Regions from separate parts of the Mus musculus genome. Here region 2 is linked to region 1. A link is a loop called in an ENCODE intact Hi-C map of the cell type or tissue named here. Cell type or tissue: heart. All regions are shown on one strand. Links, peaks and the distances in the headings refer to the core of each region. The heading gives the core; the rest is flanking DNA. Region 1 holds the start of Katnal1 (katanin p60 subunit A-like 1). Region 2 holds the start of 5930430L01Rik (RIKEN cDNA 5930430L01 gene).

Region 1 (7,994 bases), core at 1,374-6,373:
CACACAACTGTTTGTTAAAACTCTCTTTTTCAGTAACTTCAGTCTCAGCATTGACTTCTCAAGTAAACAACTGAACAGTATTGCTAACAGCTGCCATCTCGAGAGCCAAGGAAAACCACTCAAAATCATTTGCTTTGGTTTTTAATTGATTAATGGTGCCCTCAACGCTTTGAGCCACTGTTCGTGCCAAAAGGCTAATAATTTTAAACAAATTTATTTTCTCCAGACACAATTCTGCGCCTGCTGCAATCCAGCTTCCCGCTGGTCAATCATTTCCTTGCTTGGCTAAGAAACGAGCCATTCGGAAACTGACCGCATTTCCATCTTTTAGTTCTGTGAACAGAATCTCCTCCAGGACGATGGCCCGCTGAAGTCTGTCCAGTTCTTCTGGCATTTGCTTTCTTATCCACCTTGGGTATGTGATGTTGGGTGCTTCCTCTGCTGACAGAGGTGTGTACGGGCTCTTCAGCACAGACCTGTGTACTGCGTGAGCACACTGCCTTCATCCTCTGACTCACTCTGCGCCCTAGTTAAAATTCCTAATGCATTTCTCCACCTTTTCTTGTTTTGACATGAGTATGCACTGATAACAGTAATAATGTAGGTGTCATGTATGGCACTGAGACTCGGGTGACAGTGTTATCAAGCACTTCGTAAAGCCTGTGCAAATGTCACTCCATCTCTTGACACACCTACCAGTCCAGAGAAAGGCAGCTACAAGCAAGTACATAGACAACTGGGCGTGGCTGCATCCCAACACAACTCATGTGCAGTCACCAAAGTCAGAATCTCCTTTCGTTTTTATCAGTTATCAAATACCTTTTTTCTTCAACTATTAGAAGAAAGCAGATCATCCCTTGGCCATGGGTCATTCAGGAATAGCCTGCTGGGTCGCAGTTTGTGGGTGCCTGCTTGAACCTCCCGTTTGAGGGCCGGAGGGATTATACCCCAAAGAGGCAGAAAGGAAAAACATAATTGTAGCCAGACTTTGGCTATTTTGTAGGTTTTTCTTTCTTCCACCCTTCTCCACGCCCTTTCTTCTATCCTTTTACCACCCTAACACTGGATAGGTAAGAAAAAAGAATAGAGGGGGGAAGGGGGCAATGCTATCATTAGACTACTTCCTGGTGATGAGGGGCGTTGAGTTCCTTGAGGCAAGTTTGATCTTCGACATCAGGACATCTATGGTCATCTTGTTCCTTCCTTTCTCACGACTACTTAACATACTGCAACCAACTAACAAGCAACAACAACCCTGCCTCTCAGGGCCCTGGCATTTATATGCCCTCTGTCATAGTTATGGTGTCGTTGCTGTGAAGAGACACCATGACCATGGCAACTCTTATAAGGACAACATTTCATTGGGGCAGGCTTACAGGTTCAGAGGTTCAGTCCATTGTCATCATGATGGGAAGCATGGCAGTGTCCAGGCTGGCATGGTGCAGGAGGAACTGAGAGTTCTACATCTTGTTCTGAAGGCAACCAGAGACTGTTTCATGGGCAACTAGGAAGAAGGGCTCTTCTGCTCTGGGTGGAGCCTAAACATAGGACCTTGATGCCTGCCTACACAGTGACAGGCTTCCTCTAACAAGGCCACTCCCACTCCAACAAGGCCACACCTCCTAACAGTGCCTTTTCCCGTGGGACAAGTTTATTCAAACCACCACAGCCTCTGAAGATTATCCAGAATTCCAAGTGTCACACATTTGCAAAACTCATAGAAGTCGCCCTGCTTCTACCTTCTGGATACTGGACTAAATGTGTGTACCACCATCCTTGACCTCACCCTGGTTTTGGAGACAAGGTCTCTCAATGTCCTTATGCTTGCCAAGTAGGCTAGGCTAGCTGACCACCAGGCCCCCAAGGGATTTCTGTTTTCACCTCCCCAGAGCTAGGATGACAAGCATATGCCAGTATACCCAGCATTTGGGAGGGTGGGGGGAGAAATGGGAATTGAACCCCTGGTCTTCAGGCTTCCATACCCAGCACTATTCCAACTGAACTCTCTCTCCAGCTCCTGCATAGGTTTTGAACCTCTTCTGAAACGTCAGGATGTAACTGAAGGAGAGAATTCTAAGTGGCATCTCGAAATCACACAGAACCCAGTCCTCCCAATGTCTGTGGTAACTTTGTGATAGAATGTCTGTGGTAACTCTGTAGTAATGGAAGTGGTGAGAAGAGGTGCAGGAATGGCTGCTGACGTCTCTGCCTGTGACTCCAGAGATACAGAATGAGACATCACATCAATGGATTAAGACCAGAAGAGATCCAGGCCCTGTCCAAGGAGGAACTCCAAGGACAGATGCCTGTCACCTGAGGGGACTTGGAGTTGGCTCTTAAGAAAATCGCCAAGTCTGTCTCAGCAGCAGACCTGGAGAAGCACGAAAAGTGGATGGTTGAGTTTGGGTCTGCGTGATTGGTCAGCTCTTCCATCTCTGGGAGTTTTCTTTATGAAATATAAAGACATTCCTGAAATTATAAAACCATCTAGAGGTACAGAGAACTATAGTTGAGAAGCAAGGTATGCTCGTACAGTCTGCTGGCTTCAGGCTACCAAACCTCATACGTGTGGTACAGAGTAAGCAAGCCAGTGGCTGGGGTCGAAGGGCCTCACCAGGACTACTTCCTACTGATTAGGGGTGTCAAGTTTCTTGGGGCAAGTTCCATCTTTGCCATCAGGATATCTAATTTCTTGTTGTTGTTTCTTCTTTACGTAGGAACAATTACTTAACAAGTGGTGATCAAGAACCAACCCCACCTCTTGGAGTCTTAGCATTTATATGCCCTCTGAAAAGTCCCCAGAATTCCAAACATCACACAGTCACGGAAACTATCTGGCTGTTGGCAAAAATCACATCCCTTGTACAGCATGAGGCAAATCGCAGTCAACCGCTGTGGACAATCTGAAGCAGCCCAATATCCCAAACCTGGGATTAAAACAAAAACAATTTTTATATTTCTATGTAAATTCCATGTTTAAAAAAAACACCAAAATTCTCACTACACATAATAAAAAGAGGAAATCATCCTGAGCCATGCTTAATATCAGCATCCTGAGACAGACAGGTGAGCTCCAGGACAGCCTGGTTTACACAGTGAGTTCTAGCTAGCCAAAACTACACAGTGAAGCCTGGTCTCTAAAACAAAGAAAAATGTGCATAAATCAATCAGGTATTTTTAAAAAATAGAAACAGAATACAGAACACTTCAGTGTAGTCAAAAGGAGATTGTTCAGAAAGTTCAATAAAATACATTTCTAGTAAAGTTGGCTAGAGGAGAAAGTCAGAAATGAAGGAGAGCTAGCAACAGAAACTTCCAAGGGAGTGAAAGACCAAACAAAGCTTAATGAAATAGACAAGTGTGTGAGATCGCAGCACATCAAAACCCACTAAGAAATCTCATCAGTCAATAAAACCAAGTTCGTTATTTATGACCTCCCCAAAATACTCCAGACCCATCAGCTTCGTGTGTGCGTTCTAGGAAGTGCTTGGGGAAAAAAGAAACAAATGCTAAAGACACTCTCCAGAAAAAGGCAAAAATTAACTAGCCATTGAAAGTTTAACTAGTCTTCAAAGAACCAAAATATGTGTGGGCAACATTTAGGTAGTAAGTGAAGAGTGGAGCCGGAAGGGGGCATTAATTACTCCATGACATTCAACCTCAATAGCTAACATGCAACATATATATATGTATATGTATTCAGACATCACCAAATAACAGTAATATCCTTCATCAGCTTTCACACTTGTCCTTTTAAATATTACTGTCCTCTGAACACACGCTAATGAATGGATTTTATATGCCAAAAGCTCTGAGGTACTTGAAAAATAAGCAGAAATACCTAGAGATTCACAGGGAAAGGCAAAGGCCTTTTAGTGAAGGCTTTGTCGGGTCTCGCATCGACCTTGCGCCATACATACGGTTCTGCACCAAGAGGCAGCACCCTAGGAGGCCCAGGCCCCGCGCGGTGGCGATGGAGCGGGGCCGCGAGTGCAGAGGCTGCGGGGCTGGAGCGCAGCAATGAGGCTCACCTGCGCTACCCCCGCCCGACGCACAGCGCCCAATCCAGCGACCACCCCGGAGCCCCCTGCAGACAAAGAGTCACTTTAACACCATCTGAGTAGCTCCCAATTTATCAGTCTGTCGCCGCGCTCCGGACCGCTGGGCTTTGTAGTTCTCGGCCCGAATCACCCAGCCAAGGCGGCGAGCCTGATGAGCCACCGAACTACAAGACCCATGATACCCTGCGACTGGTGCTACATTCTGCGTGGCTCTCCCGCTTCTCCTCCGGGGGAGCGGCCTGTTGCCGGCGGCCGAGGTCTTGCGGACTGGGGCTGCCCGCCTGGGCTCCGCAACCCGGCTCTCCCTGTCAAGCCCGGCCCCTCGGGCTCACCACTTAGATCCTGCAGGTCAGGGCTGTCAAGGAACGGGGAGGGGCGAGGCGGGGCGCCGTTAGCCGCCGCCCGCCCGGAGTCCGTTAGTTCGCGGCCGGCGCGAAGAGGCGGTGGCTCACGGTTGCCATGGCAGCTGCGGCAGTGCTGCGGAGAGGGCGTGGGGCTGAGTCAGCGTTGGGAAAGGGGGCAGTAGGGAAGGATGCTCAGAGGCGAGTGTGGCGAACACGGAGCCCTCACCCCACAGGATGAGGAACCCGAGACCCTAGGTGGGGCGTGCTGCACCGGCCGGCATCGGGGCGGGACGTGTGCAGCGACAGAGAGCGGCTTCTAAGGAGGCGACCTTGCTGAGCCAGCTCTGTGGATTGGAGGCTGCTCGCAGCCCCCTCCCGCCATCCTCCAGGGAGTGGAGTGAGAACGAGCCATTGCTTAGATAGCGTGTGCACACAGCCTACAGGAGGATTCTGGACTCTGGAACTCGTAAATGGCACTGCTCCCCACCTATTGAATTCGAAGCTATAATGGGTCTTATGCAGAGGTTTGTGCACTCTTCAGTGTACTATGGGCCTGGATTAACAACCTGGCCTTCTAACACAGCTCCTTGGCTAACTGGTTGGTAGCCGATGACCCGAGGCACCTTACCTACCTGCTCTGAACGTTTTAGTCTGCAAAATGGAACTATCTCTGTTCCTGAGAGAAACTTTTATGATAAAACAGAATAAAAGTCTGGCACCTCACACGGTAGCTTTCAGATACTAGTTAATCCAATCGTGATAAAAGTCAAAATATAAGCCGGGCGTGGTGGCGCATGCCTTTAATCCCAGCACTCGGGAGGCAGAGGCAGGTGGATCTCTGAGTTCGAGGCCAGCCTGGTCTACAAAGTGAGTTCCAGGACAGCCAGGGCTATACAGAGAAACCCTGTCTCGAAAAACCAAAAAAAAAAAAAAAAAAAAAAAAAAAAAAAGGTCAAAATATTTGACTAGCAGTTGAAGGTGGATTGGCCGATGGGGAAATTGTCCTGTACCGATTAAAAAGTGCTATATCGCCGGACAGGGGTGGCTCACACCTTTCATCCCAGCACTTGGGAGGCAGAGGCAGGCGGATTTCTGAGTTCGAGGCCAGCCTGGTCTACAGAGTGAGTTCCAGGACAGCCAGGGCTACACAGAGAAACCCTGTCTCAGGGGAAAAAAAAAAAAAGTGCTATATTTCGCTAAAGGTTTAGGTCAGGGAAGTGTCTGTAGCTGTCAGAACTCATGGAATAGAACAGTTATGATTTGTACATTTTGTTGTGTGTAAATATACTTCAAAAGTAGTGTGATGCCTTAGGAAATTAAATTAGGGAAGGTGGGCACTGTGTCAGTGCCTTTATTCCTGGCAGTTGGGAGGCAGCAGCCAGACTGGTCTACAAATTGAGTCCCAAGACAGCCAGTTCTTGTTATACAAAGAAACCCTGTTTTGAAAACAAAACAAAAGAAACAAAAGAACTAAATTAGGACTGTGTAACTTATTTGTTAGAGCGCTTACCTGGCATGCATAAAGCCATGGGTTTGATCCCCTATACCACATACAGGGTACACCCAGGTAGATTGGCTGCACAGCTCTGCAACCCAGCATTCAGGAGAATGAAAGCACAAGGATTAAATGTTCAGAACCAACCTCAGCTACCTAAAGAATTAAAGGCCAGCTTGGGATGTGCGAGAGACCAAGGAAGAAAAGAACAGATAAATCATGATGGGGCAGGGGTAGTGGCTCACACCTGTAATCTCAGAACCTGGGAGGTTCAGTAAGGCGGGACACTTACCTCTAATTGGGGGTCAACCTGGGCTACAAGGTGAGACTGTCTCAAAAGGTGGGGCAGAGAAAAAAAAGTTGAAAAAGCAAGCTATTTCATTGTCAGAGTCTCCCCATCACAGAGATCTCCTTCCAATTGGTTCGAGCCTTCTGCTCACCTCTGTGGGGAGGCCTAGTCCTCTCTAAGCCTGTACTGTCCATGGGGGACACAGCCTCAGGGTCACTTCTAGCTCAGAGTCCTTTTTCTGAGCACTCAAGACTTCCTCATATCTTACCTGCAACTCTGCTTCTTCCCCCGCCCCGCCCCCCTCTGAATTCCACACCCTTTTCTTTGCTTGTTTGCAAAGCACACCTTTTTCTGAAGGTCTGAAAGTCTGGAGTAGGCTCACACCCGCCTTTGCCCCTCCACCAACTCCCATTCCTCCAGCAGAAGCCACAGCTTGCTCCTGCCCAACATTCTACAGGCGGTCTCTCCCATTCTCTTCCTCTCTTTCTACAGTATTTCCCATCTCTCAGTCTCCCCCGGCCCCGGTATTTTCACACCATTCCTCGAAAAAATGATAGGAATCTGCTCCCAGCTGAACTCATGTTTTTGTAGCAGGAATGAGGGTCACCTGATCCACCCATCCCTCCTATAGTTTCCCTTGTGATCATCCCTGGGCTCTGCAAGGCAGCTGGCCAGGCCTGTAGTGCAATCTGCAGCCATGAAAAGGACTCTAGACAAGGTTCTGATGCCTAGCTGCTTTGGTTTTCAGGGCCAGGATCCCAGATAATCAACTTAGCAGGACAAACTTGAGAATGGGTGTCAGCAAGACACAGACAGCTGCTCATGGGCTGGGGTGGATGGTCTCATCGACCATGAGTCACTGAGGCATAGCCAGGAACACCAAGAAGGGCAAAGCTCACAAAGGAGACAAAGTTCTCAAAGCTGGTGAAGGGAACTTGGAAGGAGTAAGAACCAAGAAACCTTTTCTTATTTTCACTGGCTACTTTGTGTCTTAGTTACTGTTCTATTGCTGTGAAGAAACACCATGACCAAGGTTACTTATAAACAAAACCATTTAACTGGGAGCTAGCTTACAGTTTCAGAGGGTTAGTCCTCGACCATTGTGGCTGGAAGCATGGCAGCAGGCAATGCACTTGAGCAGTAGTGGGGATGGGGGGGAGGGGAGGGAGAAAGCAAGCGAGCTAACTGGGAACACTGTGGGCCTTTAACCTCAAAGCCCATCCTCAGTGATGCATATCCTCCAATAAGGCCACACCTCCTAATCCTTCCCAAACAGTTCCACCAACTGGACACCAAGCATTCAAATATATATATGAGCCCTGATGGGGACCACTCTCATTCAAACCACCATGTGCTGTGCTGTTAAAGTGATAGTTTGCACTATACAAACCCAACCCAAAAGCCAGGGTTGGAAATTAATGTTAATTAACCTATCACTCTTAAAAGGAGACATACCATCTTGAATGCAGTCATATGTTGGTTTCTCTTGGGATCTAGGTCTTCTTGGCCTCTAGAGTTTGATGTTGCTGATCACCCATTCTGGTGACCTATGACCCTTGCTCTCATCATAGCTTCCCATCTGTCCGTTGTATTATTCCCCAACCCCTCTACCAGTTCCAAAGGTCACATCTCCACAAATATCCCATTTCCAGAGAACTCTAGCAGATGCTCAGACTTCCCCCTCTGGTCCTGACACCTCAGCTGCAGAGTCATGCACTTAGCCCAAGCAGGGCTTGTGCATCGAATTTCACACACCAAGCTGGGCTTGTGCATCCTGGCTGTGCTCTTTTTGCTTCTGTTCACCT
Region 2 (7,994 bases), core at 1,454-6,453, 67 kb after region 1:
ACTTCAGACCCGCGCACTGCAGGGCCACCCAGAGGTGTGTGCACAGGCCCAGCCACAGGTTCATATATATGCCCGTCCACCGCTATCAATTCGTCACTGGTGAGATTTTTGATTTTAGTCTATTTATTGATGTGCACGGATGCTTTGCTTGAATATATATGTATGTGCATCATGTAGAAGGCATCAGGTCCTCTGGAACTGGAATTATGGGTGTTTGTGAGCCGGCACGCATGTGCTGGGTATCAAATCCGGGTCTCTGCAAGAGCAACGAGTGTTCTACACCACCGAGCCACCTCTTAGCCCTTGACAGTAGGATTCTTAATCACCTAAGATGGCTGCCTCTTTTCTCCTGCTTCCTGGTTGGCCACACGGTGAGTGGCTCCCTTCTGCAATGATGTTCTTCTGCCCAAGCAGGCTGAGTGAAGCAACTATAGATAGAACCCTCTGCTGAGCCGTGGTAGCTCACAAGCCTTTAATCCCAGCACTCAGGAGGCAGAGGCAGGCAGAGCTCTGTGAGTTCGAGGCCAGCCTGGTCTACGGAGTGAGTTTCAGTACAGCCAGGACTGCACGGAGATGGTTATCAACAACAAAAAGAAGCCTCTGTCAGTGAGCTTTGGGCTCTTACTGTGACCAGTGGTGACAGAGTAGAAGACACGGAAGTCAGGTACAGACTGTGTGGACACTTGTCCACACTCCGGGGACCTAAGCATTCTGTCTCAGCACTCAACCCTCCTGTAAAGACCACAACAAGAAAACTGCAGCTGTTCTTATTGTGGGCTCATTAAGGAGTCCAGGTCAGAGGCCAAGCGAAACAGCAAACTGTTGTACACAAGACGGTGATGCACTGGGGGATGTGAAGCTGACGTAGGAGGTACCCACACACTGCACGTGGGTGGAGTTCAGTCATACCTGGATGGATACACAGCGCTCCTCAGAATGACAAACTTCTGCGTCTACCTTTGTCACAGATAGCTTGCTATTAGGCATTAACAGATGGGTTGTTTTGTTTTGTCGACGCCCGGTTTCAGGTAGCCCAGGCTAGCCTAAAACTGACTTGAAGCTGGGACTAAATTCCCGATCCTCTTTTTGTTGATGTTTGTGGGGATTTTTGTTTTCCTTTGTCATGGTTTTTGTTTTGCTTTGTTTTGAAGACAGGGTCTCACTGTGTGGCCCTGGCTGAGCTGGAATTAGCTACACAGACCAGAGCAGTCTTGAGATCACAGAGGTCTACATGCCCCTGCCTTGTGAGTGCTTGATTAAAGCTGTTCTCCACCAGGCCTGGAAGACTCCTGGTCCTCTCTGGCCTCTATTTCCTTCACGCCAGGCTTTGGCTTTCTAGATTTTTTTGTTGTTGTTTTTGTTTTTGTTTTTTTTTTATGCTTCAACTCACTGAAGGAATACAAAATATTGGATCACATTTCCATGGCATATTCTCTTTTCACTAGAATCTTCCTTTCATCCTCTTTCATTCCCTCAATAATAGGGAAATGGCAGCTAAGATGAGACATTGGCCAGGTACAAGGATGCAAGGATGCGTGCCCATGAACCCAGAGTTTGGGAAATAGAGGGAAGAGCATTGGGAGTTACAGAGAGATCAGCCTGGATCACATGAGACTCTTATCTAGAATAAAATAAAATAAAATCATGACCTCAGTTTTGCCCACCCAGTATCAGCAATTAAAGCCACAATATTTCAATACTATCTTAGAATCCTACAGTGGTTTGGGTGCACTGGCCAGTTGTTACATCAAGGTTGACACAGCTCAGGTCATCTGGAATAAGGGAAGCTCAGTTGAGAAAATGCCCCCATCAGACTGGCCTATCAGCAGGCCTTTTAGGGGATTTCCTTGATTAGTAACTGAAGTGGAAGGGTACAGCCCACTGTGGGCAGCGTCACTCCTAGGCAGGTAGGTCCAGGCGATATAAGAAAGCAGGCTGAGCAAGCCATGGGAGCAAGCCGTCAGAAACATCCCTCCATGGCCTCTGCTTCCTGTCTTCAGGTTCCTGACATGACTTCCCTCAGTGATAATGTGACCAGAGCTGTAAACTGAAACAAACTCTCTTCACAAGTAGGTTTTGGTCATGGTGTTTTATCCAAGCAATTGAAAGCATACTAAGATGACTTTATTAAAATCAGTCTAAGACAACAGATTGAATTAAAGCCCATTCTTGTAAGATGCATCTCGGACTTTTGGGGAATTTAAGAAACATGGCATTTTACTGCATGTATGGAACAACAAATAGAACTCAAGAATAATCAATTTTTATAATTAAGTCTCCTTACTGAGTACAAACCCAAAGGAAAAGGGATTAGAGCATTGTTGCAAAAGTATTCTCATGGGATCGGAGAACCATTGAGTAAACTAAGTAGATTTAAAACTGGTGGGCTATAGAGGTAACCGGATACCTCCGGTCATCTTTTTATTTATTTTTGAGTTGGCTCTCACTATGTAGCCCTGGCTGTCCTGGAATTTGCTGTATGAACAGGGCTGGCCTCAGACTCACAGAGATTCATCTGCATAAGACTGAATCTTCATTACGCAGTGACTGGGGAAAGGTCTGTTTGCACAATGTGAAAAGTGGAAATTTGAGGTTTTAAAAGCGCGGGCTTCTTCCTTTGTTTATTCCCTAAGTCCCTTTCTCTGTGCTGTACCCACTCCCTCCAACAAAGCTTGGTCACTTTCCATCCCACTCGCTATTTTCACTTCTACGCTAACATCAAACTCAATTCTACGTCACAGATTTTAGAAGCACCCAGGAACAGTACCCAGCCTAGAGAAGGAGAAAGAAATGTCTAAATTCAAAGGCTGAGCAAGGAAACCGCCTGCCAGGCCTGCCTGCCTGGTCGGTCTCATCAATCACAAGACTTAGGTGTCATGAAAACTCCGCCAGAGCTCCCACAGGCTGACGTGCCTCCTCCCTCTCATCGTCTCCGGGAACCCTTGGCACCAATTTCTTAAGGCACAGAAACCTGGCTCTCCGCTTAAGTTTTAACCAAGAACTTCTCTGAGGTCCCAGCAGCGCTGGGGCGGCGCACTGGCTCCTAGGCTGCTGATGCTGTGGCCCTAGCTACCCAGGGCTGCAAAAGCAGGAGGTGCCGCGCAAGGCTGCAAGTTCTAGAGAAAGCAGGGGGCGAGGGGCTCTGTTTGCCGGCTCCGCCATCTCCTCTAGAAAGCACTTAGCGAGAATAAAGTCACCCGCCCACCCCGGATACCTTCTATTGCAATTCTGACGTCCGGGCCTCCTTAAAGCCAGCATTTTTCTCCCTGGGAGAAAGCATTAGTTAATGATTGCCAGCCGCCTTCGCTGTCTGGCAGGCCACGTGACCTGGACACGTGACTTGGAGCCGGCTGGGATGGTTTCTCCTCTTTGAATAAGCTCCTGCTTATTATTGCAGTTACAAGCCTGTGGAAGCGGTGGGTGCAACGTGATTGCCTGGCGGTTACACAACGCCAGAGAGCTGTGCTCGCCGCTGCCAGCCAGCCGCTCCGGGGCTGACTTCTAAAGGAACAGAAAACAAACAGGACTTGCTGTTTTCCAAAGTGAGAGTTCGTTTTCTCTTTAGAAAAAAGCATCTTGGCAAAAGGCAAAGCCCAACCTTGCCAAACTGTACTAGTTCTTTTGGGGCAAAAAGATAAAACTACCGTGCAACAGGCGATTTTTACCACGCCTTTCTCTTCTTTCTCCCTGAAAAGGCCTCGAATAGGTTCTTTTTACGTTTATAAAAAGTGTACAATAATAGAACTTGGAGGCATATACTTTTAATCCCAGCACTCCTGGAAGCAGAGGCACATAGAAATTTGTGATCTTGAAGCCAACCTAGTTTACATAGCAAGTTCCTGGCCAGCCTGGGATACACTATGAGAACCTGTGTCGTCGTCGTCCTCGTCTCCCCCACCCCCCAACGCCACCCTACAATCTATCCCCCACCCAGTATTAAGGTTCTAATACAATAGTAAGAGTGTTTGGCTTCCATGTATTAAAGCTCTTAGGATTAAACCCAGAGAGAGGAAGAGAGGGAAGAAGGAAGGGAAAAGAAAAAGGCTCTATGGTTAGTTTTAAATTTAAACTGCAAATGAAAAGGTCTTTTGTGGCTCCTCCTGCCTTTAATTTGTAAAATATTAACAGTTGAATTTTTATTTTCAGCGTCTGGAAGAAGCTTCATAGGAGACATTATATGCATGCATATGAATGAAAATATATGCAGATTAGCCTCCAGAGGGCCTTTCCCCCCACCAAGATATCTTTACTGTGTGCGTCTTAGAACTGTCCAACGTCCCTGCAAAGGGAGCCCTGCAATGTTTAGCTTTCTCCTTGTTGACAATTACAAGAGATGGGCAGAGAGGGAAAAAAAACCACACAACTGAGTAGGACAGATGCCCTCCCCAGGTGGGACTGCTGAGGGAGGTCCCCATACCTGTCTCTTCCTTTGAGGCGACCCTTTCTCCAGCCCAGGCCAAGAAGTTCTCAGTGGTGAATTCATTCCACAGCCTGCTAGCTGTTACTGCAGGAGCCTCGATAGCAGGAGTAACAACCAGAGACAGACAGGCAGACAGACAGACAGACAGACAGAGCAAGCCTGCCTTCTTGGGGTTTTACTTCAGAGATCTCCAGGGCCCAGCCTGGCCTGGCCTGGCCCAGACTGAAGTAGCTAGTGCAGTCTGAGAGGCCCCTTTCTGTTCTCCTGGCATTGCCAAGGGCCCTGCTCTACTGGCTCGAAAGACTCACGGATGTGCCAGCTGACTCACGGTGTGGTGGTTTGAACAAGAATGCCGCCCCCTCCCCCCCCTATCCCACCCCACCCCCACCCCCGACAAGCTCATGGATTTGTCATGGTGCTTTTGGAGTTCAGGAGGTACTGCCTGGATGGGGTAAGTGTGTCACTCTGAAGGGGCTTGGAGGATTTAAAGACTCCACGCTGCCGTTTGCAGCTCACTTTGTCTGCTTTGTGCTGTGCCTCCAGATGTGAGCGCACAGCTTCTTGCTCCTGCCCCTGGGGCTCTGCCCCCTTCTATTGGACTCTTGAATCTGAAGCCCAAATATGTTTTGTTTTTCCTTCTCTAAGGTGCCTTGCTTATGGTATTTTTACCATAGCAACAGAAAGGTAACTGAAACACATGGGAGAACAAGAATTCAACCTTTGCTGGAAGGCTCAGGTGCGACCTCGTTTCTTAGGGACCCTTCAAGTCAGCCTCAGGAGGCTGTCATGCACCTTCATTTATAAGGGTCTGGTTGCTCTTGGCAGCAGGACTAGGAGAATGACAGGTGTGTTCTAGCGTGAACTGTGCCTCAAGCTTGAGAGTCCAAGGAAGCATAGAGTCCAAGGAAGCATCCTATCCCTGCTCCTCCATAGCCAACCTGCAAGGCGCCTGCGGAGGATCCCACTGGCCTGCCCAAAGTGCCTGGGGATCAGGTGTGGTTGATGTGATCTCAACACCGTTCATATTTACTGCTGAAAGGTGTAGAGAGAAACCCTTGCTTTGACTGGGCCAAACAGGACCTTTGGAAGGAGCTTCTCATATTCAAACTACAGCAGGGCCTAGCCTCAAAAGACATAAAGGATCATCTGTATGCTCGGTCTTTGCAGCATCGTTTGCGTTATCCCAAGTGCCCGTTCTTGGATGGATAGGAAACAAGGTGAGGCTAGGAAATATAATATGCTAAATATCCGGCCTTGTGGTGGTTTGAGTGAAATAGGCTCAGCCATTTGAATACCTGGTCCTCAGCCGTGGCGATGTTTGAGAAAGCATGCAGGCTTGCTGGAGAGGACATGTCACCGAGGGTGGGGTTTCGGAGTTTATAGGCTGGCCCACTCTCTGCTGGTGGTCCAAGATCTCCATGCCTCCTAAACATGATGGGCTCTGGTTCCTCAGGGACCAGAAGCCCGAAGCAAGAAAACCAACAACAAACAAAACAAACACAACACAAAACAACAACCAAAACCTCTTTCTTCCGTAAGCTGCTTTTGGTTGTAGGTTTGTTTGTTTGTAGCACATCAACCGAAAGGTGTAGCTAACCAAACCTTGACAAGGAAGAAGATTCTGGCGCAGCATGGAAGAACCTGGACACCGCGCTAAGCAAATGGACTCTATCACTCCCTGTGGTTGTTATACAGTTCTCCCTCTATGAGGAGTCTAGAGGAGAACGCGGTGCCTGGAGGCTTAGGGAGGGGAAAGCGCGGAGAGAAACCTGTGTTTGGCAGGTAAGAAACTTCACTGGAAAGACGAAAAGGCTCTGGAGACCCGGTGGACACAACAGTCAGGAAGCTGTGTAAATGTTCTCCATGCCGCTCACTTGTCTGCATAAAATGTCAACACACCAAGTTGTATAGCGACAATATCCTACCACATAATATTACTAGCCTCTGGTAATCTCAAACAGTCTTTGGCCTGTTTTGGAACGATAAGTTCTTTGAAGATGACCCCTTCAATGTCCTTGGAGATGAAAAGCCCACAATGCCATCTTCCTGTCCTTTAGCTTTGGTTTGATGGTACCCGAGGCCTTCGTGGGTGCATCCCTGCCCTCCTCAGCTTTTTGGCCACTGGAGAGAGAGAGATCTGCTGGCAAGAAAACATGGGAGTGTGTAAGGGGAAGGTACAAGGTCAGCCACAGCTATGGCCTGTTCCCGCTGCCGCCATCAGTGAGGGGTCATCGGTTTGAGAAGAACTGGTCTTGGTCTGTCTGCATGGGTCATGTTTTTCTCACCTTTTAGTAGATTTTGTAGAAAGTTCTGAAAAATCCGGAAGAAGCGTGAGCATGGGAGCTGGGCTGGAATGTGAGGGAGGAAGACCGGAGGAAGCGCAAGGGGAAAGGGAAGACAGGAAGCCGCAAACATTCCACAGGGCTCCCTGGACGAGGTTGGACTGGTGATAAGGATAAGGATGGCCTTGGAGCACTGTCCCTACTAACATCGAGCCATCTCCAGGATTCGCTCATAAACTAAGAGGCAGGTCGGATACGGGAGACTTCTATTACTACTGTGCAACACATCTGTCTCCCGCTTCTACCCTCATATCACCCCCACCCCACCCCCACCCCCGCTCACTGCTAGGCAGGTGGCCCTGGGTTCACCATTCATCATGGTCTCTGCTTCAGGCTCTGCCTCTGGGTTCCTGCCTTAATGGACTATCACCTCTAAGCCAGGGGGATTCTCAACCTTCCTAATGCTGTGATGCTTTTATACCGTTCCTCGTGTTGTAGCGATCCCCCCCCCACACACACACACACAGAAAATTATTTCATTGCTTTTTGATAACTGTAATTTTGCTACTGTTATGAATTGTAACATAAGTATCTGTGTTTTCCGATTATCTTACGTGACCCCTGTGAAAGGGTCATTCTACCCCCACAGCTTTGGGGGGGAAAAAACAAAACAAAACGGAAGCCCTAGGAGAAGCGGAGGTGCGCCGGTCACGTGACCCCTCTGCTGCCTCGAACACGGACTGGAGGTGTTTCCAGCTTGGCTCATCCTAAGCTTCAGTAGCCAAGATTTCTTCTGACTTGAGTTGTTTCCTTAAGTAGGCTCACCTGACAGAGAAAGACATGTCCATTCATTCCTCGAAAATATTGATTTTTCCCCACTCGCAGGTGGAATGAGGGAACACAGCTGTGAGAGGCCGCCCAGCCATGCAGAGGAAGTGAGGGGCACCCGGGGGTGCGGTGTGAGCATGGAAGGTGTTGGTATCGGGATGTCAATCCGTAGATACTATCAGGGCAAGCTTCTCCCTGGAAGATAAAAGACCGAAGACAGGAGATGCAAAGGAAGGCAATGTGGAAAAGGACACCAGGGTGCCTTTTAAATGGTGGCTTTTAAATGTTTTAATACTCCACCCCTCCCCACCCCCCAATGCCTTTGCGCATTCTAGGTACATGTTCTATCACTGAGTGGTAGCCCAGGCCTGTCCAGGGGTGAGAGACCCACACAGAGGAAAGGTCTAGAAGTCTGAAGCACATGAACTATATCTTACCTTGAACGATGTGAGAGCAAGCGTCTC

What was found. A loop is a pair of places that touch in the nucleus more often than their neighbours do. Peaks named below come from ENCODE experiments on the same cell type or tissue, not always from the same donor. Only the 100,000 strongest peaks of a DNase experiment are listed, where the experiment ranks them.
Region 2: it touches region 1 in a loop (4-fold over the local background); 3 of 42 quality-filtered maps call a loop at or near these places.

Annotation. Positions count from the first base shown.
Region 1 is chr5:148,924,495-148,932,488 of GRCm38, forward strand. It overlaps Katnal1 (katanin p60 subunit A-like 1), which reads right to left and starts at 4,153. Exons shown (of 11, transcript NM_153572.2): 1 at 4,032-4,153. Gm36446 (a long non-coding RNA gene) reads left to right here and starts at 4,318. Exons shown (of 2, transcript XR_377236.1): 1 at 4,318-4,409; 2 at 4,639-5,128. In heart, for the core only: CTCF peaks have their summits at 3,981 and 4,182; a DNase peak (open chromatin) is centred at 4,347; H3K4me3 peaks cover 2,039 bases; H3K27ac peaks cover 2,019 bases.
Region 2 is chr5:148,991,904-148,999,897 of GRCm38, forward strand. Gm15411 (a long non-coding RNA gene) reads right to left here. Exons shown (of 5, transcript XR_868721.2): 2 at 7,968-7,994; 3 at 7,528-7,725; 4 at 4,418-6,557. 5930430L01Rik (RIKEN cDNA 5930430L01 gene) reads right to left here and starts at 3,312. Exons shown (of 2, transcript NR_102384.1): 1 at 3,215-3,312; 2 at 1-1,621. In heart, for the core only: no CTCF peak of the experiment used is centred there; a DNase peak (open chromatin) is centred at 3,368; H3K4me3 peaks cover 1,614 bases; H3K27ac peaks cover 2,578 bases.